Regions from separate parts of the Mus musculus genome. Here regions 1 and 3 are each linked to region 2. A link is a loop called in an ENCODE intact Hi-C map of the cell type or tissue named here. Cell type or tissue: left cerebral cortex. All regions are shown on one strand.

What was found. Peaks named below come from ENCODE experiments on the same cell type or tissue, not always from the same donor. Only the 100,000 strongest peaks of a DNase experiment are listed, where the experiment ranks them.
Region 1: a loop joins it to region 2, with 2.5 times the contacts of the local background. A loop is called at or near these places in 2 of 42 quality-filtered maps.
Region 3: it touches region 2 in a loop (2.4-fold over the local background); 2 of 42 quality-filtered maps call a loop at or near these places.

Annotation. Positions count from the first base shown.
Region 1 is chr2:91,668,562-91,676,561 of GRCm38, reverse strand. Arhgap1 (Rho GTPase activating protein 1) reads right to left here. Exons shown (of 14, transcript NM_001359970.1): 7 at 7,990-8,000; 8 at 7,735-7,833; 9 at 7,269-7,376; 10 at 7,101-7,177; 11 at 6,833-6,910; 12 at 6,288-6,416; 13 at 5,993-6,096; 14 at 4,237-5,850. The coding sequence ends at 5,662. Atg13 (autophagy related 13) reads left to right here. Exons shown (of 17, transcript NM_001355419.1): 17 at 99-1,950. The coding sequence ends at 176. Among named protein-coding and RNA genes, the nearest start is that of Arhgap1, 22 kb to the right of the region's middle. In left cerebral cortex, a CTCF peak has its summit at 4,023; DNase peaks (open chromatin) are centred at 1,442 and 2,963; H3K27ac peaks cover 891 bases.
Region 2 is chr2:91,923,509-91,931,508 of GRCm38, reverse strand. It overlaps Chrm4 (cholinergic receptor, muscarinic 4), which reads right to left. Exons shown (of 2, transcript NM_007699.2): 2 at 1,680-4,292. The coding sequence starts at 4,260. The coding sequence ends at 2,821. It overlaps Mdk (midkine), which reads left to right. Exons shown (of 5, transcript NM_001012336.2): 2 at 61-137; 3 at 255-413; 4 at 530-691; 5 at 1,394-1,704. The coding sequence starts at 62. The coding sequence ends at 1,419. Among named protein-coding and RNA genes, the nearest start is that of Mdk, 4.4 kb to the left of the region's middle. In left cerebral cortex, CTCF peaks have their summits at 1,292 (motif pointing right), 3,485 (motif pointing left) and 7,277 (motif pointing right); DNase peaks (open chromatin) are centred at 3,813, 5,890, 7,294, 7,560 and 4 more places; H3K4me3 peaks cover 3,060 bases; H3K27ac peaks cover 4,083 bases.
Region 3 is chr2:91,679,904-91,687,903 of GRCm38, reverse strand. It overlaps Atg13 (autophagy related 13), which reads left to right. Exons shown (of 17, transcript NM_001355419.1): 7 at 1,363-1,403; 8 at 2,026-2,122; 9 at 2,655-2,753; 10 at 3,145-3,235; 11 at 5,768-5,878; 12 at 6,209-6,345; 13 at 7,447-7,561; 14 at 7,907-7,984. Among named protein-coding and RNA genes, the nearest start is that of Atg13, 27 kb to the left of the region's middle. In left cerebral cortex, a CTCF peak has its summit at 4,907; DNase peaks (open chromatin) are centred at 3,864 and 4,893; H3K27ac peaks cover 1,036 bases.

The DNA.
Region 1 (8,000 bases), 250 kb after region 2:
AGTTTGCCTGGCACTGCCCAGTTCCTGATTTTTCTACTGATGGCTGGCTGCCTCTTCAAGGCCTTCTGGAGTAAGCCCCTCTTCTTTGCCTGCTACAGGACTCCTTACCAGAGAAGCTGGCTGTGCATGAGAAGAATGTCCGAGAATTCGATGCCTTTGTGGAAACCCTGCAGTAAAAGTGTCCCGAGTGTCTGCAGCACCCCCTTTCTGTGGACCCAGCAGAGAACCTCCTCTTCCTCAGCTGCTTCCTAGCCTTCATGCTGGTTCTGGCCAGGTGAAAGACAGGGTGGTTCCCCTATGGGACCTACAAGTCCCTGCTCTTGAACTTCCTGGAGACTCATGGCAGCAGTCAGGCCCAGTGCCGGACTTGGCGAGGACTCGGGCCGTCGAGCTGGAAGCTGGCTGTAACAGAGCCTCAGCAAGGACTGTCCTCAGCTGCTTCACAAAGGGTGTCATCTGTTCTTCCTGCTACCAGCCTCCTGCCTGGGTCTACCCTGAGGCCGGCCCCTACCTGCTTGTCCTTACCATCAACCACCTGACATTCCAGCTGGTGGCTAGAACGCTGGGCAAGGCAGAAAGAGGAAGAAAACCAAGGAGACCAACCCGGGCGAAGGAGGGCCCTGCATCACTTCCTGGACCACCCCACTCTCCCACCCTTCTTTCTCCCCTTCCCTTCCTTCCGTTTTCATTCACTCCCTTTCTCCCACCTTCCATCCCTTGCCTTCCTGGGCCTGTGCTTTTGACAATATGACAGGCCAATCTGCCTAAAATGACAAGTATTCCAAAGCTAGCCACCATTTCCCAAAGGCTGCAACAGCCTGTTTGTAGAATTCGTTATTGAGAGTCACAGAAAGGTTCTTTCCTCGTTTTCCCTCAATCGCTGCTGCGTGGATATAGACCATGGTAAATATTTATTACTTTCAGAGAAATCAGATATTTTATAGAAGTATGTTTGGGGTTAGCAGTTCCACTGGGGAAGGAGGAGGGTTTCTTCTGGGATGTCGGCCTCCCGTGAAGATTGCTCAGTACCTGTGAGGATACTCCTGTCACATCTAAGGAGAGATCAGGAATGGCCTGGCAAAGGCCAAGCGGCCCCCTCAGGCTGCGTGTATGGACATGTGCAGGCGTTAGGCTTCCCCAGCATGCTGCGTACCCCAGGAAATCTCGGGTATGTTCAGTGTGGTGACTCCTCAGAGTTGTGTTGCACACGGTGCCCCAGGAGCACTGTGTGTCCTGCTGCTCAAGTTCCTGAGCCTGGAGCAGGACTAGGGAGCTCTTCCTCCTTCCTCTAGTCCCAGAGTCTGTACGAGGCCCTGGCTTTACAAGCTGGATTGGTTCCCCTTCAAGAAACCAAAGCTGAGCTTATGGTTGACGTAAACCTTCAGGTTTGCTTGAGTGAGTCAAGTGCCTCTGCCAGCCTGCTCTGTTCCTCTGTCCCTGGATCCTCACTGGCAGCAGCTGTTACGCATTGGAGCAGGTGGCTCGCAACTGCTTGTTAGAAATCTGCATGTAACACTGGAGCCTTTCCCCTGTGCATGCTTTGCTGCCACAGAGAAATGTGCCCAGCGGTGGTGGCCAAATGCCATTGCAGCCTTTGGGTCAGGGGCACACTCATGGCCTACTTAAACCAGATATACCCCCCAGAGCCAGAACTGTAGGGGGGTGAGGGCACGGGTTCTTTGCAGGGCTCAGCCAGTGGCCTTTGCAGACAGCAGCCTTTATGTCCTAGATTATTAGGAAGGAGGCCAGGGAAGCTGAGCAGAGCATCCTTCACGGTAGCCTCTGCCCTTCAGCCCTACACAATGGAAGGATGCTCTCTAGACCAATGCAGCCAAGCTCAGGCTAGGACCAGGTAAGGCCCCTCCAGTGCTTTGTTGGGAAATGAGAGCTACACCTGGAAATATAATCAAGAGATTTCCAATAAAAAGTTTTCTGTACTTCATAGCTTCCTATTCCAAATGTCTTGACAGCTAGTTCACCAGTCCCACCTCTGCATCACTGAGCCACCAACAGCTTTCATGAGCGAAGGGTGGAGCCTGAATTTCAGAGTCCTGAGTCTCAAGGCTGCTTCAGTCTTGAGACTTGATCAAGTAACTAACAGCCCTGACTCTCTAGACCCTTATATTGTTCCCCCAAGACAGGGCTATGTGGTTGAATATTCAGTGAAGAACTCTTGTAAAATCTCCTTCCAGGGTGGGCTGCTGTTAGCACACTCATAGCACACTCACTACCCTACCTGCAGGACATAAAATCCTTAGAGGGGAGGACAAGCTGCAGAGGATGCAACACACCTCACAACAAGGTTGTGGCTGAGCAAATGAGGGAAGTGTGGGGAGGCGTGGTCTGTGCAGTGGACTCTCAGAAGTGCCGAATAATTAGGTCTGATGTACACACATGCACCCCCGCTATGGATACACATCTGCCTCCTAGTGCACACTGCAACACTGCAGAGCCAGTGTATACATAGTTCTGGATGCAAAAGTCAACAAGATATTTGTGTAGGCTCGGTCCCCTGCACCCAAGTCAAGTCCAGCCTAAAGACAACAGTGGGACCATCAGCCTAAGAATAGAGCTGAGAACAATGGAGTCAGCCCACTTTGCCAGTAAAAGCCTGGGTGCCCTTGTAAACGGCATCGGATTCAGACCATAACACACACAGCCAAACAACACAGCTGTCCAATCTGGGTCAGCAATGGTAGTAACATCCTTGCTGAGCCTCCTTTGGCTGGAGTCTCCAGCAGCTCCATGGCCAACAATGTGTCTGCTTCACCCTTTGCCTGAGAGACCTTATTGCCAAGGTTTTGTTTCCTAGCACCTGAGTAACTGTAAAGGCCCTGCCAGGATCCCAACACAAGTCAACAGCTCTCCCCAGCTCTGGCTGGCTCTGCTGTTTTCCTGGGTCACCAAGCCTGCCACTGAGCATTGCTACAAGAAATCAAACCATCAAAGCCTTGTGTCTCAAGGCACCTGAATCAAGGCCACAGCTGTGCAATGGAACTGCCTCCTTGAAGCTCGGGGCTAGTGTTTACAGCCACTATCTTAACACTGCTGTAACCAGTGGCTCTGGCTAGGCAGCTACCCTGGGCCACCATAGGCCACCATGACCTGATAGCAATAGGCAGGTATCTGGAACCTGCCCTTGACAACTGAAATTTGGGCAAAACATAAAAGTCAAATGTGATGGTTCAAGCTTGCAATCACTACATTCAAAAGAATCAGAACAAAGCCGGGTGCGGTGGCGCACACCTTTAATCCCAGCACTCAGGAGGCAGAGGAAGGTGGATTTCTGAGTTTGAGGCCAGCCTGGTCTACAAAGTGAGTTCCAGGACAGCCAGGGCTATACAGAGAAACCCTGTCTCGAAAAACCAAAAAAAAAAAAGAGAATAGAGACCAACCTGGCTGCAGAGGGAGACCAAGTCTCAAAAAACAACCCACATAAGATATATCTTGGATGTGATGATGCACACCTTTGATCCCGGCAGACCTCTAAATTCCAGGCTCAAAACAAACCCTTTTCTAGTTTTCGGGATGAGATCTACATTCTTGCCAGGTGTTCTGCCAGTCTGAAAGTAACCCTTCTAAACCAAGCAAGGGCATGGTGTCACAGAAGCAGGCAGATCTGAGTTCAAGGGCAGCCAAGGCTACACACAGAGAAACCCTGTCTCAAAAGTCCCACCCTCGCAAACGCACAAAAGGCTCTTACCGGGAAGATTCAGGATTGGTTCCCAACTAAGACTATGTCTATGAATGGCTTATGCCTTTAATCCCAGCATTCAGGTGGGCAAATCTCTGTTGAGTTTTAGGCCAGCCTGACCTGCATAGTTTTAGAAGGCTAGCCAGGGTCACCTAACTAGATACTCTATATAACTCTGGCTAGCCAGGGTCACCTAACTAGATACTCTATATAACTCTGCCCCAGTTGCATGTGATTTTGGAAGTGTGCAGAAGATGAAGGCTGACTAAAGGAGGGACCCCATCTGTGCAGTTCCCACAGAGTCCTCTGGGACACAGCTTCTTGAGATCACAATCCTCAAGCAGACTTGGACTGATTTTTTTTTTTTGGACATTAATTGGTACCTTATCTGGAGTACAGGTTTGTTCATATTTCCCCGAGAAAATTTAGCAGACAGCAGATGGACTAAGGAGGGGACTCCCTAAAGCTCTCTTTCTCAACTATACCATACTTCCTGTCTGGTTGTGAATTTCAGGGTCTTACTTCCTAAACAGCCAAATGGGTTTTTTTCATTTACATTTTTATTGAAATACAAAAAGTGCAAACGGTAAAATACATGATTGGTGCCAAGGAAATCGTGGTAAATGTGAACACTAGATTCACAGTAAGAGCGTCCCCTGCCACAGACTGACAGGACCGGGCAGGAGGAAAACAAGAGGTCCAAAGGCTCCTCAGTAAATGGAGTGTAGCAACACTTGATACAAAAATGTGGGCAAAAGCAGAGTGACCCAGGCTGGGTCAGGTGTGAGGCTGGGGACTGACAGCAGCACTTGTGGCACCAGAGACCTGCTACAACAGTGGTGCAAGAAAGAGCCAGTGAGGTCAGGCCCAGCCTCAGCTGCAAGATCATCAGTACAGATCTCATGGTAGCCAGTACCACCTCTGGAGCTGTCATGCCTAGCCACACCTGTAGGGCAAGGTCACTGCAGGTACCTCCCTGTCATTAGGCAGTGGACTTCGGGAAGAGTCACAAGGCTTCATTAGGAATAGAATGAAAGCTACCAATCATCACTGGGGCTCAGCTTTCTGAAAGACAAGAGGCCCTGTGGCCACCACACTCCCCTAAGGAAGCTGCTAGAACCTATCCAGCAGGGGTGATCTATTAGTAAAAGCTCTGTCAGTCTTCAGGGCTTCTGAGTTTCTGACTCTCCGAGAGTCCCCAGGTAGAAAGTGAGAGACATTGGTATCTCTGGCTAGAACAGGGATCAAAATGACTCCACACCTGAAAGACCTACTATAGCCTTTGGCTGAAGATCTGTGCACATGAGAATGAATGGAGGGCCAGGACTGCTGTAACTGATCCTACCAGACACTACGGCTCTCCCTGGGAGTGGACAGGACCATTTCAATAGACACTCAGATTCTGAGTCTTGATATCCAAAGTGCCAAGTGTGGCAGAAATGAGGGAATAGTACACTCTGGGGGCAGTACCACTTGGGGAAGAACAGACCCAGGAGGCAGAAGTGACAGGCCAACTCTGGTCTTATCATCCCTATTAGCAGGGAGGGCAGGCACAGGGAACTTGCACCCAGGCCAATGCTCACTTCCTAGCAATCAGGAAAGAGAGGACCAGCCCCAGCTACCAGCACAGCCAGCAGTGATGTAGTCTTCTACACTCGCCAGGGAAACAGGCAGGAAAAAGGAAAAGGTTTACTGTGGCTAAATCCTAGAAGAACCAAGCCCAGCAACCAGAGAGGCAGTGAGAGGTATAAGGCAAAGAAAATGTCTTACGGTAACAGAGGCCTCCAGGGCCGGTAAGGTGGGACGGGCAGAGGGACAGGAGGGGCTGCCCAGTTAGTAGGCTCCAACTTCCATCTTCTGGGGCTTCAGGGCCCCTTCCTAGGCAGGAGCCCTGGACTCCAGTAAGGTTAATGCCAGGAGGACAAGTCCAACTCGGGCTGCCAGAGAAGGGGCTGGAGGTGGTGAGCTCAGACCCCCTGGGCATCTGTGCTGGGGAACAATTCCCCTTGATGATCCAGGAGGAACTTAGTGAAGGTGTTGATGGGATTGATAGCCTTGAGGGTGATGGCAGCATCTTTAGCCCAGAGCAGGTTAGGGCCGAAGACTACAGCCAAGTTAGTGTTGGTCATCTTGTTCTGGTCACAGTGGGCAGATATCTGTGGAAGGAAAGGGCTGCAGCTAGAATCTCTGGCCTCTGCCTCCTACTCCCAGCAGCTCCTTCCAGAGCATCCAAGCAATGAGAGCATCTCCTCCCCGTCACCTCACCAGGTGGGCTGAGGAAGCCAGGGGACATCTCACCTGCACCAGGAAGGCAGTCAGGAAATGAAGCACCTGGTAGTTCTCCTCTGGCAGAGTTTGGAGAACCTGCTGTGTCACTTCCACTCTCTGGCTTTCATCAATATCTGTGAAGAATAGAGGTCTAGGTTACAAGGGCATAGGACTAGCTTTGGAAACCTTGATATGATGAGCCTAGCAGGGGGAACCCCAACTGAAATTCCTAGGAGCTGCTCAGGCCCACAAGCCTGCGGGGCAGGGCGAGAGAAGGCTCAGTGCCAAAGGATTTGCACAGCTGAGGAGGAAAGAGAGAACTCACTGAGGAAGCCCACAACATGGGGGTACAGGTCAAAGGTTAGCAAGGGTTCAGGAAGCTCCCGAAGGAATGTCTTGAGGATGACAGCGGGCAAGTGCAGCTCGTTGTACTGGTCAAAGTCCACCGGCAGCCCTTCATGGGGAAGAAAAAGATTGAGAGAGCACTAGGCAAGCCAGGGGCCAGCAGGCCATGCCTCACTCTGTCCTTGTCCACTGCCCAAGCTGCCTTTCCCCAGGACACCCCATACATCTGCCTCTTCTCTTCTGTAACAAGGGATGACTCAGGCCACCCAGAGCCTGAGGTCACTGTCATACAGGACAGTTACTCCTCTACATGAGCTTGAACCCAAGGCTGCAGCCCCTGAACGTGAGGCAGCAAACCTGGATCGTCCAGGCAGAAGTAGGACCTATGTGGCCATACCAAAGGACACAGAAACGTCTGGCCAGAAGAAAACCTGGGACATGTTAACAGCCCTCAAACTCCCAGCATGCCTCACCTTCTCAAACACACACCGAGACCCCATCAATGTGCACACACAGCCCACTCACCCATATTGTATTTCTGCTGCACTTCCCGGACAACCTGGGTGTTGGCAGACCTCCGGAAGATGCCCTCAGTGGTGAGAGCTGGAAACCAAGGGGGCCTGGTGAGTCTCAGCGCTCTGGGGGATGGAGCTCCTCCCTACCCTATCAGTCTTGGAGTTCCAAGAAGGGTCATTGGGAGCGCACTTCTCTATGCCCTGCCCAGAGTTTCTCAAGGGCAGCTGGGTGACGAGGTGGCTTGGCTTCAGCAGGCCTTGGACTGCATGGCACTCACCGTGAGCCTGCAAGTAGGCGACGGTCTCCCTGAGGACAATGGGAATGGGGTCCTGGCCTGGGCTTTTCTCCTGGAGGCTGAGGGAGCAAAGAGGTGAGCTGGGGTTCTGCATACTGGTCCACCCCCACCCCACCCCCAGCCTGACATGCCTGGCTTTAGCATACTCACTGCTGTAAGGAGACCCCAAACTGCTGATTGGGCAGGGGGGGCCGTGGTGGCATGGGCTTGGGAGCTGTTGCAGGGCTTTTCTGTGTGGATTTGAGGAAGTCATCATACCTAGGGGAGCAGATGGAACAAGGGTCAGGCCCCCCGGCTCTGTAGTCTTGTAGCCAACTTTATCAAGTCTTCACTGTGTGATTTTACACGCATTATTTCCTATGTCCTCAAAATAGTCCCACTTGATGTAACGCAGCAAAAAACACTCTAAAGAGATTTAGTCAACAGCTTGTGACAGAAATGGGGTTCCATCTATCTCTGGATCTTGACACTGCCTTTCTCCAGTTTCCCCAGACTCCTGACTCCCACCCAGGTTACTCTGCCTCCCAAACAACACAAGCACACAGCTGACCAGTGGACCCACAAGTCCCCCCTTCCCCCTGCGCACCCAGCTCTCGGGCCCACCCTGCTGTCTCACTTGAGCACTTGGCGAGGGATCCCCAACTGCTCCAGCTTCACGTGCTCGCTCAGCTCACTCAGGTAATTCACGTAGAAGATCTTCCGTCCAAACTTGAAACTGGAGGTAAAAAGAAGGATCTGGGTCAGGCTGGGTCTCACGGCAGGCCTTGGCCCTCCCTGCAGACAGGCTCACCCCAAGCTGGCCACCCTGGCCATCTGCCTGCTGTGTGAGGGGTACATGAAAAACTCAGTGGTCCACCTGTGGCCTGCTCACCTGATGAGAGG
Region 2 (8,000 bases):
CCGCGGTTCCTAGCGGAGAAGAGACTAGGCGAGAAACTCTAACCCAGGTTTTACCCCTAGGATGCAGCACCGAGGCTTCTTCCTTCTCGCCCTTCTTGCCCTCTTGGTGGTCACGTCCGCGGTGGCCAAAAAAAAAGGTGATGGGATAGGATGGGCTCAGGAGTAAAAGCTGGGGTGGGCAGGTGAGGCAGGCCGTGTGACCAAGTGCTGGTCCGGCACGCCATGTCCTTAACTTTGTTCCTTGCGCCCTGTAGAGAAGGTGAAGAAGGGCAGCGAGTGTTCGGAGTGGACCTGGGGGCCCTGCACCCCCAGCAGCAAGGACTGCGGCATGGGCTTCCGCGAGGGTACCTGTGGGGCCCAGACCCAGCGCGTCCATTGCAAGGTGCCCTGCAACTGGAAGAAGGAATTTGGAGGTGAGGTGGCGCGCGGGAGGAGGGCGGGAAGCCAGAGGGTATGTCCTTATAAACCGGAGGCAGGGAGGACATCCACAACCCTCCTGTCTCTCACCGTGGGGCCACTCTCCCATCAGCCGACTGCAAATACAAGTTTGAGAGCTGGGGGGCGTGTGATGGGAGCACTGGCACCAAAGCCCGCCAAGGGACCCTGAAGAAGGCGCGGTACAATGCCCAGTGCCAGGAGACCATCCGCGTGACTAAGCCCTGCACCTCCAAGACCAAGTCAAAGACCAAAGGTCAGCGAATATGGTGGGGTTGTGGGCCAGGCTACTCCATGCTCTGTCTCTGCAGAGCAGTCTTAAAGTTAGGAATGGGCAGGCACTTGAGGGCCACTCTCAGGAGATGCTAAACCCTCTGCCCAAGTAGGAACTACTCTTTCTGTTGGATCATCCGACCTGGGTTCCTGGGAAAGGCTTGTCTTTGTCAACTGAGGAAGGTGGGGTGGGATCAGGGAGGAGTTAACTCTGCGCTTAAAACTATGGAAAGGCTGTCCCAAAGGTACATGCTGCTACCTGACTCCCAACAGCTATTGAGGCCAGCAGGGCAGAGGTGACTCTGCCCATTTCCCCGGTGAGGAACTTGGAGTACTCTGATCCTAGATGAAAATAGAAAGTTGAAAGTCAGGCTTGGTAGCTCGTGCCTGTAAAAAGCGGCACTTCAGGACTGAGGCAGTAACACTGCCTTGAGTTCAAGGTTACAGACTGAGAGACTTGAGAGTCTGTCTTTAAAGGGGGGGGGGGGGCGCGAGGGTTAAAAAGTTGAACGAATAAAGAAAGGTTTCATATCACATGGCTGCCCTTTCCCACCACTTCCAGGTGAACTGGTCAGTCACCACTAGGGGGCAGGATTTTCTCTCCTTGATGGACATGTCTGCGTTGTCTGGTGAGTCCGAGCTAGGTCACCCACCGCACTAATGCATCTCCGTTATTGTTTTCCAGCCAAGAAAGGAAAAGGAAAGGACTAAGTCAGGAGGCCAGAGAGCCTCCGGCCTCGCCTGGAGCCTGAACGGAGCCCTCCTCTCCCACAGGCCCAAGATATAACCCACCAGTGCCTTTTGTCTTCCTGTCAGCTCTGTCAATCACGCCTGTCCTCTCACGCCCACACCAAGTGCCCAAAGTGGGGAGGGACAAGAGATTCTGGAAAGTGAGCCTCCCCATACCCTCTTTTGTTCTCCCCACCCTGATACTTGTTATTAAGAAATGAATAAAATAAACTCACTTTTTTCCAATAAAAGCTTCTTTTTTAATATATAAAAGCCCCTTCCCAGTTTGCCATGGAGCTCTGTCGGAGGTGGGAAGATGGGGAAAGATGGACTGAGGGGAGCTGAGGGCTATGAAGGAAGTGCTCCCTACAGCTCGTGGAAAAAGAGCAGAACATTTACAAAAAAAAAAAAAAAAAAAAAAAAAGTCTCCCAGGGACCCACAGGGCTGGGGTTAGGGAAGGGGACCTAGGTGACTCACTTGAACTCTGTCCCAGCTCATCAAGAGTTTCTGGTCCAGGCTACTGCAAGTCTGGAATTTTCTCATTGGGGATCCATGAGGGTGCTTGCTTGTGTCATTCGCCACTGTGGGCTGTATGGATCACCAAGTTCCCCACCATCACCTTTCCCTCCTTGGACCCATACCTCCCTCCGCTCAGAGGTAGAGAGGAACACTGCCCACTGCTGTTCATTTGATGTGTGACCTGGGGGGGGGGGTTCTTGACAATTTGACAATAAGATCCACCATTAATTGATTCAGTCCCCTGGAGTCTGTATCTCGGCTTAGCATGGCCTCCCAGTTGCCCTGTCCAGATGACTGCTGGCCAGGGGAGTGCCAAAGGGCTTGGCTTCCCATCCAGAGCCTGGCTGAGCAACAGTGGCAGGGAAGTCCCTCACCTTGGAGTGGGACTTGGGGGCAGGGGAAGGGCTGAGCCTACATGCAAGGGAGAGGAGGGCGCAGGAAGGCGGAAAGCACCGATTACAGCATAACGGGGGACCCCACCCTTGCAAGCCTGGCTCCTTTTGCTCCTCTCAAGATGCTCCCAAGTTCTGCTCTATTCATCCACCTCCACCGATGGTTGGCCTTGATAGAGCCACTGCCCACTCCAGCCATCGTCCCCCATCTTCCTGAGGCAAGGTAAAAGATATGGGCCAGGTGGTGCCAGTTCAGACCGTCCCTGGGCCGAGCCTCCTAGGCTTCAGTAGAGATCTGCTCTCCCATCCCAGCGAAGAGCCTCTTGTACCTCACGGTGTCTGGGAGACCTGTTCTCTTCAGCAGATGCGAACTCAGAGTGGGGCCGCCTACTCTCTCCTCCACAGCCGGTGAGCCATGTGGTTCCCCGGTACACACTCTTGACACCAGCACCTCCTAAGGCACCTGCCCGTCTACCTGGCTGTGCCGATGTTCCGATACTGGCACAGCAAAAGGTGCCGGAAGGTCTTTTTGAAAGTGGCATTGCAGAGTGCATAGCAGGCAGGGTTGATCGTGCTGTTGACGTAGCAGAGCCAGTAGCCGATGGACCACACCCTTTCGGGGATACAGCTCTGGCAAAAGGTGTTCACCAGGACCATGACATTGTAGGGTGTCCAGGTGAGGATGAAGGCCAGCAGAATGGCAAAGATTGTCCGAGTCACTTTGCGCTCCCGGGCCGCCATCTGCCGCTTCTTGCGCACCTGGTTACGAGCGATGCTGGCAAACTTTCGGGCCACATTGGCTGCTGGGCGCATACCAGCTGGCGTGGCAGGTACGATCTCGATGGCAGTCACACATTCACTGCCTGTCTGCTTTGTCACAATTTGGATCTTGGACCACTTGGAGGCTGGGTTGAGGGTTCGTGGCTGCAGGGTAGGAGCGGGCAGCGCTGGTGTGGTGGCGGCCTCTGTGGTGGACAGCTCTGTGGGTGGCCGTTCCTTGGTGTTCTGGGTGGCACTGCCTGAGCTGGACTCATTGGAAGTGTCCTTGTCAGCCACTGGGCGTGGAGGCGGGGGCAGGGCTGGCGGAGGAGCCTCTTCTAGCTTCCCGTTGCGCAGTTCCTCTCGAGAAGCGCCCCCTGGTGGAGGTTTCTTAATGCTCGGCTTCATCAGAGGGCTCTTGAGGAAAGCCAGAGTCTTGGCCTTCTTCTCCTTGGGGCCCTCGGGTCGATGCTTGTGAACACGGCTGCGGCTGGCCAGCGAGATATGAATATACAGCACCGTCATGATGACCACAGGCAGGTAGAAGGCAGCAATGGCTGTGCCGAAGGTCACCGCCGGGTTGGACAAGAACTGGATGAAGCACTGGTTATCAGGCACTGTCCTCTTGCCCACCACAAACTGCCAGAACAAGATGGCAGGGGCCCAGAGTACAAAGGACAAGACCCAGGCGGCTGCAATCATGAGGCCTGCCATCTTAGTAGTGCGGCGGGCTGGATAGGTGAGGGGCTTGGTGACGCAGAAATAGCGGTCAAAGCTGATGATGAGAAGGTTCATGACAGAGGCATTGCTCACCACATAGTCCAGGGCCAGCCACAGGTCACAGACCACGGCACCCAGGGGCCAGTAGCCCTTGATGATGTATAAGGTGTAAAGGTTCATAGAGAACGCCCCTATGATGAGATCTGCACACGCCAGGCTGAACAGGAAGTAGTTGTTGACTGTCTGCAACTGCCTGTTGACCTTGATGGACAGCATCACCAGGATGTTACCCACCACAGTCACCAGGCTCAGGGAACCAGTCACTGTCGCAATGAACACCATCTCCACTGTCTCCAGGTGGTTGTGGGCTGTTGTGACCAGGCGCACAGACTGATTGGCTGAGCTGCCATTGACAGGTGTGAAGTTCGCCATGCTGAACCCAACTGGAGACAGGTGGGCAGTGGCTGGAGGAGGAAGGAGACAGCACAGAAGTGAATGGTGGAAGAGGATGGGGGAGGGGGGAGGGGGGGAGGAGTCACAAACTGTGGCTGGAGGAACTTTATCCAGGAAAATGTCAGGGCTCCCTGTGCCAACCATTCCTGAGTTCTCAGTCCTCTACCGTTTACTGGAAGCTTCCTCAGGCAAGTACTGTAATCAGCTCAGGGCTGAGGTTATAAAAGTGAATGAACACACATGGTCCCCATCTCAGAATGGATCATCTAGTTTTGGGGGGAAACAGAAACACATGGCGGGGGAGGGGGACACTGCTAGAAAGAAGATGGTGAAGGGAAGGCTGAGAGAGAAGACGGGAGAGAACTTGGTGCTTGCTGGCTGATCACCGGCCTCACCCTGAAGATGACGCAGATGAGGGCAAGGAGGAAAGCTGGTGGGAAGGAAGGCAAGGAGATACGGCAAAGGCCCAGAGACAGAGCTCAGGAAAGCAAGGGGCATGAGGAAATGGCCCCAAGGACTTGAAGCAGGCAGCGGGGCCAAATGTCTAGTTGTTTGCCCACTCAGGCCTGTCACTTCCCAACCCCTGTTTTTTGGTTACTGAAGGTTGTAGACAAAGCTATACACATGGCAGACATGTGCCACACACGTGTACCGCTGAGCTACATCTGCAGCCCCACTTGCTCATCTCTTTTCTTTCTTCTTCTTCCTTTAATTTTTTTGTTTGTTTGTTTTTGAAAGAAGGTCTTACTGTGTAGACCTGGCTGACCTCAAAGTCACAGGCCTTGATCTGCCTGCCTCTGCCTCTAGAGGACCAGAACTGCAGGTATGCTCCACCATGTCCAGCCACGTGGACATTTCTTAACCAATCGTGGCCAAGGGAGATTTGTTCTCCCATTCCTACACTGTCGTCGTCATCATCACCACCACCACCACCATCATCATCATCGCAGCCAGCATAGATTGTCTACTGAGTTCCTGCACTCTGTGTTTCCTCACAACCGAAGGCAGATATTGAGGAAACAGGCTCAGAGGTGTTAAATAAGGTTCCACATTTCCTTGACATCCTGTGGCTGCTCCAGTGCATTTGGGAGCAAGGAGAGCAGTCAAGAAAGACACAGGACCTGATGGTTCTAAGGGCTAGGGAGGTCACGCTAGCGACCAGAGGAGGTGAGGTGGGAGCTGGGACACCTGGAAGAGGAAGAATAGGAAAGGGACTAGAGAGATGACGCAGGAAGTTCAGCTTCGCCTGCCCAGCCCAGTCCCAGGGGTGAAGAATGGACAGAGTGGGGGCTGTTAGATCCCCAGCAAAGAAATCAGAAGCCTGAAAGACACAGCAGCTGAAGAAGGGTCTATTTGATTTCCCAAGAACTAAGGACAAGCTCCCTCGTGGAGCCAAAAGATGAGGGAATTACCCCGGAGCCAGCCTAAGAGTTCACATCCCACACAGAGGATGACCCAGCTAAAGTCCTACAGAGCCCCTCCCCAGAGTTTGCCTTCCCTCCCACCAGGCTCCCTTCATCTCTCCTCCTCCCCTTCCTCTTCCATACATGTGAGGGAGGCCCACGCCCAGCACGCTGTGCCAGGGCAGCCGCTCAGCCCAGCCTCCTTCACACCCGCCAACACACAAGCATTCCACATACGCACAAAGGCACCATCTCAGCCACACGCAGGTCGTATACGCAGTCCTGTGCGTCTGTGTGTGCATCTGTGTGTGTGTGCGTGCACGCGCGTGCATGCGAGCCTGTGTGTGTGTGTAAGAGGAAGAGAGGGTGCAGCAGCCAGCTGTGGAGGAACAGGCGCCAAGTCTGCAGCTTGGGTTCAATAGTAGGCCAGCAAGGTCTAGCTGTACAGTCCGAGGAGAACCATTTGCCCTCTGAGAACTAGTTCTGTCATTTACAAAATAGAGGATCTTGTCCCACTATGGCCTTTGAACAGCCAGGGGACCCCCTTAGCACCTCAGCTTGCTCTCCAACTGGAAATGGCACCAGCCAAGCTTGGGCCAAGCTCTCCAGCTCCAACACAAGAGATACAAGAGATTGCCTTCTGGCTTCAAAGTTAAATCCACTGGTCAAAGGAAGACAGGAGGAAGTGGGGTAGTGACACTCCAAGGTCACCCAAGGAGTCAAGGGCAAAAGACAGATCAGTTCTTTCAAGGGACTCCACAGTGGTATTCAGCTCCAAAATGGGGCCTTAAGCATCAGATGCTTGGAGGGTAGCATCAAGCATAGAGGCTGTTCTCCCTACCTCACCCCACCCCAAATACCCACTGGCAGGGACAGGGACGAGGCAGTAGGGGAGCCATTAGCATGCACCAAGGAAACCTTCACTTTAGTCTCTCAGGACCAGAGCACAGCCAGCAGCCAGCAGGATAAGAAGATGAAGGTGGGGAGGTGGGGGGCAAGATGTGTGAGCTAGGAAAAATACAATCTCTCTTGTTTATTGAGTCAGAAGCCCCTCAAAGTTTACTGCCTATAGCACCCAGACAAGGTAAGTACTATTGGTAACCTCCTCTTACAGACATAAAAGTCCTCTTACCGAAGGGCATCGTGATAATGAACCTGATCAAAGTCATCCATTCGTAAGAAGGGGAGGGTCTGCGACACTTTATCTCCAAGATATTCCCCAAACCACACAGGATAGAAGCCCCCCAAGATGCATCTTAGATGTGGAACCCTCATATTCCAGTTCCCTCACTTGGGTTTGACCTTTTGTCCTCCTGGGACCAAGAAACAGCCTTGACAAGTAAATGACCAGATGAATGGTGGGTGGTTTGGTCTTCCCGGAGCCCCGACAGATGCAGACTGGGTAAATTCAGTTTTCTCAACTTGGTCCCAGTTTTCTTTCTAGACTTCTCTGATAGTCTCTCAGATGTTCAGACCACAGCACCTTCAGGCACAATTCTCTGCCTCCCCCCCCCCCCCAAATCCCGCCCATCTAGAATCCGAGAAGGCAAGCAGCCATCACCCTGGCCTGTGAGCACCGCTAGATGGCAATGTCGGTCCCCGGTGCCAGCTCCGGACCCCGAGCCGGAGGTTCACCACGTCAAGTCCCAGAGTAAACCGCAAATACAGAAAAGCGTCAGGGCAGGGCTTCTCCCACAAAGGAGCAAAGGGAGGGAGATACTGCCTGTCTCCGTGGTCCCAGGTTGCCACAAAGGTCCCTTAGGTTCGGCCAGGGTTTCGAGGATGAAAAACTTTAGGGCGTCGGGATTCCACCCGCACCCCGCAAGGCACCCATCAAGGAACGTGTAGGTGGGAAAACGAGTGCGAGTTGTGTTTGTGTGTGACTACTCGGGAGCTCGAGTAGACACTAGTAGCTGTTTGCATGTGCCAGTGTGCGCCCCGCCACGCCTGGATACCGGTGCGCCTTTGAACGTGTGAGCATACCAGCGCCATGTGGACACGTGCGTGTGCATGTGTGTGCGTGTCTGGCCATAGAGCTTGGGTGGCCGTAACCGCGAATTTGTGTGCGGGAGCAAATGCTGGACTATCAGCGAATGACCAGTTCCCATGGCGGGAACCACCGGCAAGCGCCCGGTCTGTGGGTGGGGAAAGGGTTGAGAAAGGAGCAAAATTTGGGCTGCGAAGAAACCCTGACTTTGGAACCATTATCTTAGTGGCCCCAGGCACCTGGTCCTAACTGCATCGTCAAGAATGGAGAGCGTGCAGTCCCAGCAGTGGGCTGACTTCTGTCGAGAAGCCTCTGCGATAGTCGTCGAG
Region 3 (8,000 bases), 240 kb after region 2:
TGAGTTCCATTTTAGTGCAAGTAGTTTATGAGGTATAGAGGCTCTATACTTAGTGGTGGGGTTTTCCCTCCTGTGTGGGGGAGTGGAAGTTGGTGTTTTTGAGACGGGTCTTTCCATGTGCCCCTGGCTGTCCTGTAATGTGCTGTGTAGAACAGGATGGCCTAGAAGCACAGATCACTGACTGCACATAGAGAGGACAGTAGCTGATCAAGCCTAGGTGGGCAGGGTGGAGCATCAGATCCCTTGTTAGTTTGCCTGGTCAGCTGGTGGGGAGGGGATGTAGTAAAGTCATCAGGAATGCTTTGTGTTGGAGAGGAGCTGTTGATTTTAGCCTTTGTCAAAAGTAGAGCTGACCTGTAGGACTACCATTTTAGTATGGAGGGACCAAAGATAATTGCCAGTTACACAGGAGCAAACTTACTGAGAATATTTACCAAGTAAGTCTTCCTTAACTCTAACTTGACAGTTCCCTAACATTTCTCTCTCAGATATCAAGTTGTGTGTTTGTTGAGAATTATTAGACTTGTTTTGTTTTGTTTTGTTTTGTTTTGTTTTGTTTTGTTTTGTTTTGTTTTTGAGACAGGGTTTCTCTGTGTAGCCCTGGCTGTCCTGGAACTCACTTTGTAGACCAGGCTGGCCTCAAACTCAGAAATCCACCTGCCTCTGCCTCCCGAGTGCTGGGATTAAAGGCGTGTGCCAACATCACCCGGCTGAGAATTATTAGACTTTGGCTGTAATAGATCTTTTTAGTCTTCACTCATTTCTTATTGTGTCTGTTACTTTTTTTGTTGCTGTGGCAAAAGCCTTACAAGAAACCGTTTAAGGGTGGATGCAATGGCCTTGCCACAGGTAAAGGACCTGCCACAGAAGCTTGGGTATTTATGGAGGACCTAGCCATTTCTGCCATCTCAGCCTATTTTCCTCCTCCATCTCCCTCTCCCTCCCTCCTTCTCTCCCTCCCTCCTTCTCTCTCTTCTTTTTTTTCTCTCTCTCTCCTCTCCCTCTTCCTCCCCCTTTCCCTCCCTCCATCCCTCTGTCTTCTCTCTTTGTTTTTGTTTTTGAGACAGAGTTTCTCTGTGTAGCCCTGGCTATCCTAGAGCTCGCTATGTAGACCAGGCTGGCCTTGAACTCACAGAGATTCACCCGCCTCTGGCTCCTGAGTGCTAGGATTAAAGGCTTATGGGTCATTGTGTCTTATGTAGCTATCACCTTATGGGTGTTTGTGCCCAGGGCTTAGTTGAGTGAGGAAAGTTGTCCGTGCAGATGAGAAAGTGGGGCTTGTTTAGGCTATTTCTCAGTGTTTTAGCCATGGCCTTCGAGAGTGTAGAGTGGGATGTCACTTCTTTTTTTCATTCCCTACAGGATTTATTTTGGGGAAGTTCAACTGAATGGCTTAGGAGAAGGTATGTATGCATTCAGGCCAGAAACATTTGTGGTGTTAAGAGCTGTACTGACTTCAGAGATGGGCTCAATTGTTGCTTGGCTACGTGACTAACCTTGTATAGCACACCATAACTTTAAAGTGTATACTACAGTAAGGAAACATAAAGAGGCGCGTGCCAGTTGACTAAGGAGCTACCAGGGTTGAAATACTAATTTTTGAAAAGTTTCAGCCGGAATTCAGTGTGTGGGGTTTCTCATTCCCTTTCCCTCTCTCCCCCTCCCGTCTGCTGCCCTTCCTCCCCTCCCCTCTCACCTCACTCATGTCTTTCTCCTCCCCTTCCTGCATGCTGATTAAGCCCTGTGCTACTGGCCCAGTGCTTTCCTTGTGGTTTGTCTCTGCTCTGCTCTGCCTGTCTTGTACTGGGATTAAAGACGTGCATGCCACCAAATCCCTCTCTCTCTCTTTTTGTTTTTAAACATCAGGTCAGTAGAGAGTATATGCTAGTGTGGACACACAAGAGTGAAGTTGCTTTCCTTGTACGCTGAATCAGCAAGTAATGCCAGTGACCTAGATAGCAGGCTGGCCAAGAACGGTTGGTGTCAGCCTTCTTTGGACATAAGTTGATATTTCCTCTCTTCTAGGCTTCCAGACAGTTCGAGTTGGAACAGTGGGCACCCCTGTGGGCACCCTCACTCTTTCCTGTGCTTATAGAATTAACTTGGCATTCATGTCCACCAGGTGAGGAAGAGGTCAGGGTCCATTAAGAGCTTTCCAAGGATGTTAAAAGTTCTGGCTTCTCCAGAACTCCAAGGCTAAAACTACAGTTCATGCTGATGAGAGCTGAAAGCCACCCTTCCCAGAATGCATTTGAGAGAGAGAGAGAGAGAGAGAAAGAAAGTAAGTGCTCGTGCGCACATCACTGTCATAGTGGAGATTTTTTTTTTTTTCCGAGTCAGGGTTTCTCTGTATCGCCCTGGCTGTCCTGGAACTCATTCTATAGACCAGGCTGGCCTCGAACTCAGAAATCCGCCTGCCTCTGCCTCCCAAGTGCTGGGATTAAAGGTGTGCGCTACCACGCCCGGCTCATGGTGGAGATTTTAAGTGTCCCTAGCCAAGCTGTCCAGAAGTAAAGTTGTGGCTTATATTTAGAGACTGTAGCATTAAGGTTCTGGGTAGACCTGAAGTGACTATGCCATAATGGGCCCTCTGGACTTGAAGGTGACTTGGAAGATATTCTAACAAATACTGTATTGTGCTTCTTGCATTACAGGCAATTTGAGAGGACCCCACCTATCATGGGGATTATCATTGATCACTTTGTTGACCGTCCCTATCCCAGCTCTTCTCCTATGCACCCCTGTAATTACAGGTAAGGGCTGAGACGAGTCTCCCCCAAGCTACAGCTAAGCAATAGCAGCCTCGAGCCATGTGGGTAGAAATGAAAAGGCTAGTTTTGTTCTCGCTGCTGCCTGTTAGGTACACCAAGGCCTGAGCCACCGTATCTAGGAACTAACTGGGTGTTCAGGTTTGTGGCCACATCACCTCCTCCAGGTTATTTGGGGACTGCAAGATGTCGGGACTTTGTGAACTATGAAAAATGGTTTTTGGTTTGCTGTCTGGCTTTATAATCTCTGGCTAGAACTCGTTGACACAGCTCCCAGCCTTTCCTAAGCACTGTTTGCATACTTTCTGAAGTCGGCTATTGTGATTATATAAACTCCATCGTCGTTCCTCCCTCCCTCCCTCCCTCCCGACGGTAGAACTGCTGAGGACGCAGGGGTCGCGTACCCGTCAGTGGAAGACTCTCAGGAAGTGTGTACCACATCTTTTTCCACATCCCCTCCCTCCCAGGTAGGAAAAGGGTTATGGGGGCTGTGTGTATTCGTGTGGGCTTTAGGGAATGTTGTCCAAACTTAATCTATGCCCTTTGGTGATGAGATCACTCTAACATGCATGTGTTGATTTAGTTGCTCCATTTTTAGTTTAGTTTTGTTTTGTTTTTGTTTTGTTTTGTTTTGTTTTCAAAATAGGGTTTCTCTGACTAGCCTTTGCTGTCCTAGAACTCACTCTGTAAACCAGGCTGACCTCGAACTGAGAGATCCACCTCCCTCTGCCTCCTGAGTGCTAGGATTAAAAGTGTCTACTACCACTCCTTGCTTATTTTCTTAATAAGTAATAAATTTCACTTCATAATAGTAGACTATGTACCAAAGAGCAGGAAGTACTTAATATAAAATTGAAAACAACATGCAGAAGCACTGCTTTTCTTCAAGCTGATACAGCCATCTGCCTGCCTGGCCACGCCCTCTCTACCTGCCTGGCCACGCCCTCTCTACCTGCCTGGCCACGCCCTCTGTCCAAGCATCTCAGCCACTGACTTTCCCACGGGAGCGAGTCTTGAGTGGCCACACAGTTCCTTCAGTAAGTCCTGCCCTGAATTCTGATGCCAGCATCCCCAGGAAGCGCAGCGCAGCCTTATGTAATCAGCATGGGCTGAGACTGACATCACCCCACACTCCTCAGGCTCCTTTACCTTCTGCCTCGTTGCTTCATCCTCTTCCCATCTAACTTGTTTAGGTTTCTGTTTTTAAGGTAGTGCTTTGCATGGATTCTTGGCTGGCCTAGAGCACACTACGTGGACCAGGCTGCCTTTGAATGACTTCGTGGCCATTCTCCTTTTCTTGCCTTCTGAGATTACGAGCATGCACATCATGACTTCTTTTGTTTGTTTGAAACAAGGTCTCATAACTTGCAGTGCAGCCAAGACTGTCTTTGAACGCCTGGTCCTCCTGTCTCCGTCTTCTAGGTGCTAGGATCAGGCATGTGTTCCCATGCTCAGCTACCAGTGTGTTAATTGGGAGATTTAATGTTGTTGTTTTCCATTAAAATTTTTTTACTACAGTTTTATTTTGGGGGGCTAGGGAACGCCATTTCTGCCACGTTACATGTGTGGCAGTCAGATTTAAAGCTGAAACAGGAGAACCCCAGATAATTAGGGTGTTTAAAGTAGCTTTGGAATCCTAAATGTTTAGCACACCCAAGCTTTTATTCTCAAGTTCTCCCAACTGCTAGACTATACACATGCGCGCGCGTGCACACACACACACACACTCACATACACTCACATACTGTATTCCCAGTCATTCCCAGGATGTCATACAGAAATGTACACCTAAGCTTACTAATAATATAGCCAGCAAATTTCAGCTTTTTGCCATGGTCTCTGCAGGCTGAGGGTGGGCTTCCTGAGCAAGGCCCTCAGTTCTGAGGTTGGTCTCCATAGGCTCGAGGCTCTCCTGAGGGAGCTGCTCCCTCACGTCCTCCCACACCTTTCAGCTAACGACAGATTAATGCCTGGCTCAGGCTTCTGTTTTGCCATGTCATTCCCACTTGAGTCAGTTCATTTTCTAGCTGCCTGTCAAAGAGGCACACCCTGAGCTAAATGTCCCCTCCTGGTTGCTGCTTTGGGAAGCCGGCTTGCACTCTTCTCCCTGCCTCTCAGTACTCTGTTCACTGCTCACTGCTGCCCCTTCTGGAGGTTTTTTCTTTCCCACTTCTTTCTCAAGTCCCTTTTCTTTTTTTCTTGTTTCTCCTGTCTCTCTGTGTGTCTGTGCACAGTGTGTGTTTACTGTCACAAAGGCACATTTTCAGACCCCTACTCCTGTGGTGACGGACACTCTGAGGGTCCCCATGGCAGGACTGGCCTTTTCCCATCAAGTGAGTTCATAATGGGAAAACGGGGATGATCAGATGGCTTCTTTCTACTTAACAAAATGAAAACAGAGTATAGGGTATAGTTATTTGGTCCCCAGATGTTCTGTGGGATTATTTTAAGGCTTGGTAATTGATTTTAGCAGGACATAGCCACAACCCAGCAACTAAAAATAGTGGTTTTTATTTACCCCTCCTCCTTCCGTTGATGTGAAAAGTACACACAGTTATTTATATCAGATTTCCAAATAAACAGTCCATGACTGGTAATCTTTCTATTTTCAATATAAACAGGAGCCGTCCATACCCAGGGGTGATAGAGGTGTGATTAGAGAAGATTGCTTTAGTTTCAAATGGATCTCAAGGATAGGGAGAAAATAGGGTGACTTGGGAAATGTGCCCCAGGATTGTACCCAGGGGATCTGCTGGGCTGGAAACAGGGAACTGGGGAGCCAGACACTCACTAAAGGCCCTTGGGAAGCTCTAGAGCTGGAGTCCTAATCCCAGATCAAAGAAATCTCTTTTTCCTTATTGAAAAAGGCTGGCCCACCCTTGGCCCTCATCCCACTGGGATCTGCTCCTGACTCTCTCCTGAGCTCTAGCATGGCTCACATGCTAGGATTGCCTTTTCTCCTTGCCTTTCCTCTGCCCCTCTGTTTTTCTCTTGCTCAGCTCTCAAGCTCTCGCCTTTCCTATCAGCCTGCTGTCCTGGGCCTTGGATCGGCTGACCTGGCTTATCCAGTAGTGTTTACTGCTGGCTTAAACACTACACACGCTCACCAGGTACCTTTCAAGATGGGGAGGACCATGGGCTTCCCAGGGCTGCCTCCTCTCCTGAGGAGCAACAGAGTAACTTGGAGGACTTTCATGATTTTCTAAGTGGGTGGATCCCCAGCTTTTGGAAGGGAATGACTTTGCCAGGGTTTCTCTATCTCTCTGCCTTCTCCCTTTGTAGTCATCACCACGCATGTCTTTCAGTAACCACATCCCAAGAGAATTAAGGTCCATGATGGCTGCCTACCTGGAGGAGGCCCTGGAGATGGGAAAGCTTATGAGGTTCACCAGCTGCTTCGCACTGCCATCGTTCACTTTGTCTTTCCATTCCCTCCAAAGCTGATGGTTCCTGGGAAGGAAGGCGGGGTAACTCTTGCTCCCAGCCACCCCACTCATGGTGCCCAGGCTGATCCCGAGAGACTGGTGATGCACATGCCTTCTGATGGGACCCATTGTGCCGCCACGCCCTCAAGCAGGTGAGTTCCATGAGTCATGGCCATCCAGGGACCTGGATACCCTGATAGACACAGGGCCTGGCAGTTTTTGTTCCCAAGATGTAACCCTTAAGGTCTTTGATGAGTGTCTAATATTGCAGCTGGTATGTAAGGAACCTATCTGGGTTTTAGCTGCTAAGAAGAATAGCAGGGCTTTTCCTTTTTTTTAACATTGTATGAGCATGCGCGCGCGCGCGCACACACACACACACACACACACACACACACACACACACACACACACACACACACACACACACACACACACACATTTGTGTAGTTTGCACCCTGACTGTCTCTGGAAAGCTGCACTGCAAGCACTGCAAGCTCTCCTTCCCTGTCTCCCCTGATCTGGACAGCCATAAGATAAAAAGAATAACATGCTCCTCTCCCTGGAAGTTTTCCATTGGAAAAATGCCCAATGTACTTTTTCATTGGCATAGTGGTGGGAAGGGAAATGTTTGGAAAAATTGTGTGTGCCAGTCAGGTAAAACAGTTTATTCCTGTCTTATCAAATGCTGATCTTTTTCACTCCAGCCCCAGTCACAATTAAGGAAGATCTATTATTTACTTGGCACTCCAGTTTTCTGATCCTGGACTCTGATGCTAATGTCTGGGAGTAGCTGACGATATGGACTCTGGGTGGTGAGGGCTCTGACTGTCAGGTCTTAGGAACTCAGAAGCCTTCTCAGTGAGATTAGAGACATGGATAACCAAACTCAGCTTTAAACTATAGGGCCTTATGGTGGTTTTTTAGGGAATCAGAAATAAGGGGCTAAAATGTGAGGTTGATTATGGTATTGATGAATGCTAAGGTGTAGCTGTGTGAGAGTTGCTTACTGTGTCTGGATAATGTGTTTGATTGTCTCTGGCATCTCTGATAGGATTTTATTGGAGCTCACACTTTTACAATGTAAAGTTTCATTCACGTGTGAACATTTAGTTGTCCAAGCAAGTCATCATCTTCCAAGCCAAGAGTCAGGACAGACATCTTCCCCAGGCTGTGTCTCCGCAGTGACTCCACAGGCACTAGAGATGTTCTGTGGTTTGAGAGTGAGCACCCACTTTCCATTTCTTCTTTAGTGAGGACACTGAGACTGTGTCTAACAGCAGTGAAGGACGGGCCTCACCCCATGACATCTTGGAGACTATCTTTGTCCGAAAAGTGGGAGCATTTGTCAACAAACCCATCAATCAGGTGATTCCTTCTGCCTCTGCCTAAGTGCTTATTATCTGTGTTCTTAGAGTAAGGTCCTCTGCACAGTGTCCTATAGAATTGCTGAAATTGCTTGCAGCATTTGTGTGTGTGCAAGTTTGAGGATTAATAATCAGCAGACCTATACTGCAATATATTGTTCCTCAGTAACTATGACTAAGCATTCCCAGCCAGAGTCCCATAATCCTCTGCTGGGAACATATAGGGGACAGGGAGGCAAGGAAGCCAGGGTCGCATGATGGGCTTCGGCTCCAGGCTGGCATCCTGTAAGAACCACATTTACTGTGGAGGGACAGGCAGGAGCACTTTCCTCCTTTCTCTCTTCAGGTGACTGTGACGAGTTTGGACATACCTTTCGCCATGTTTGCTCCCAAGAATTTGGAGCTGGAGGATGCTGATCCTATGGTGAGCCCACCAGCGA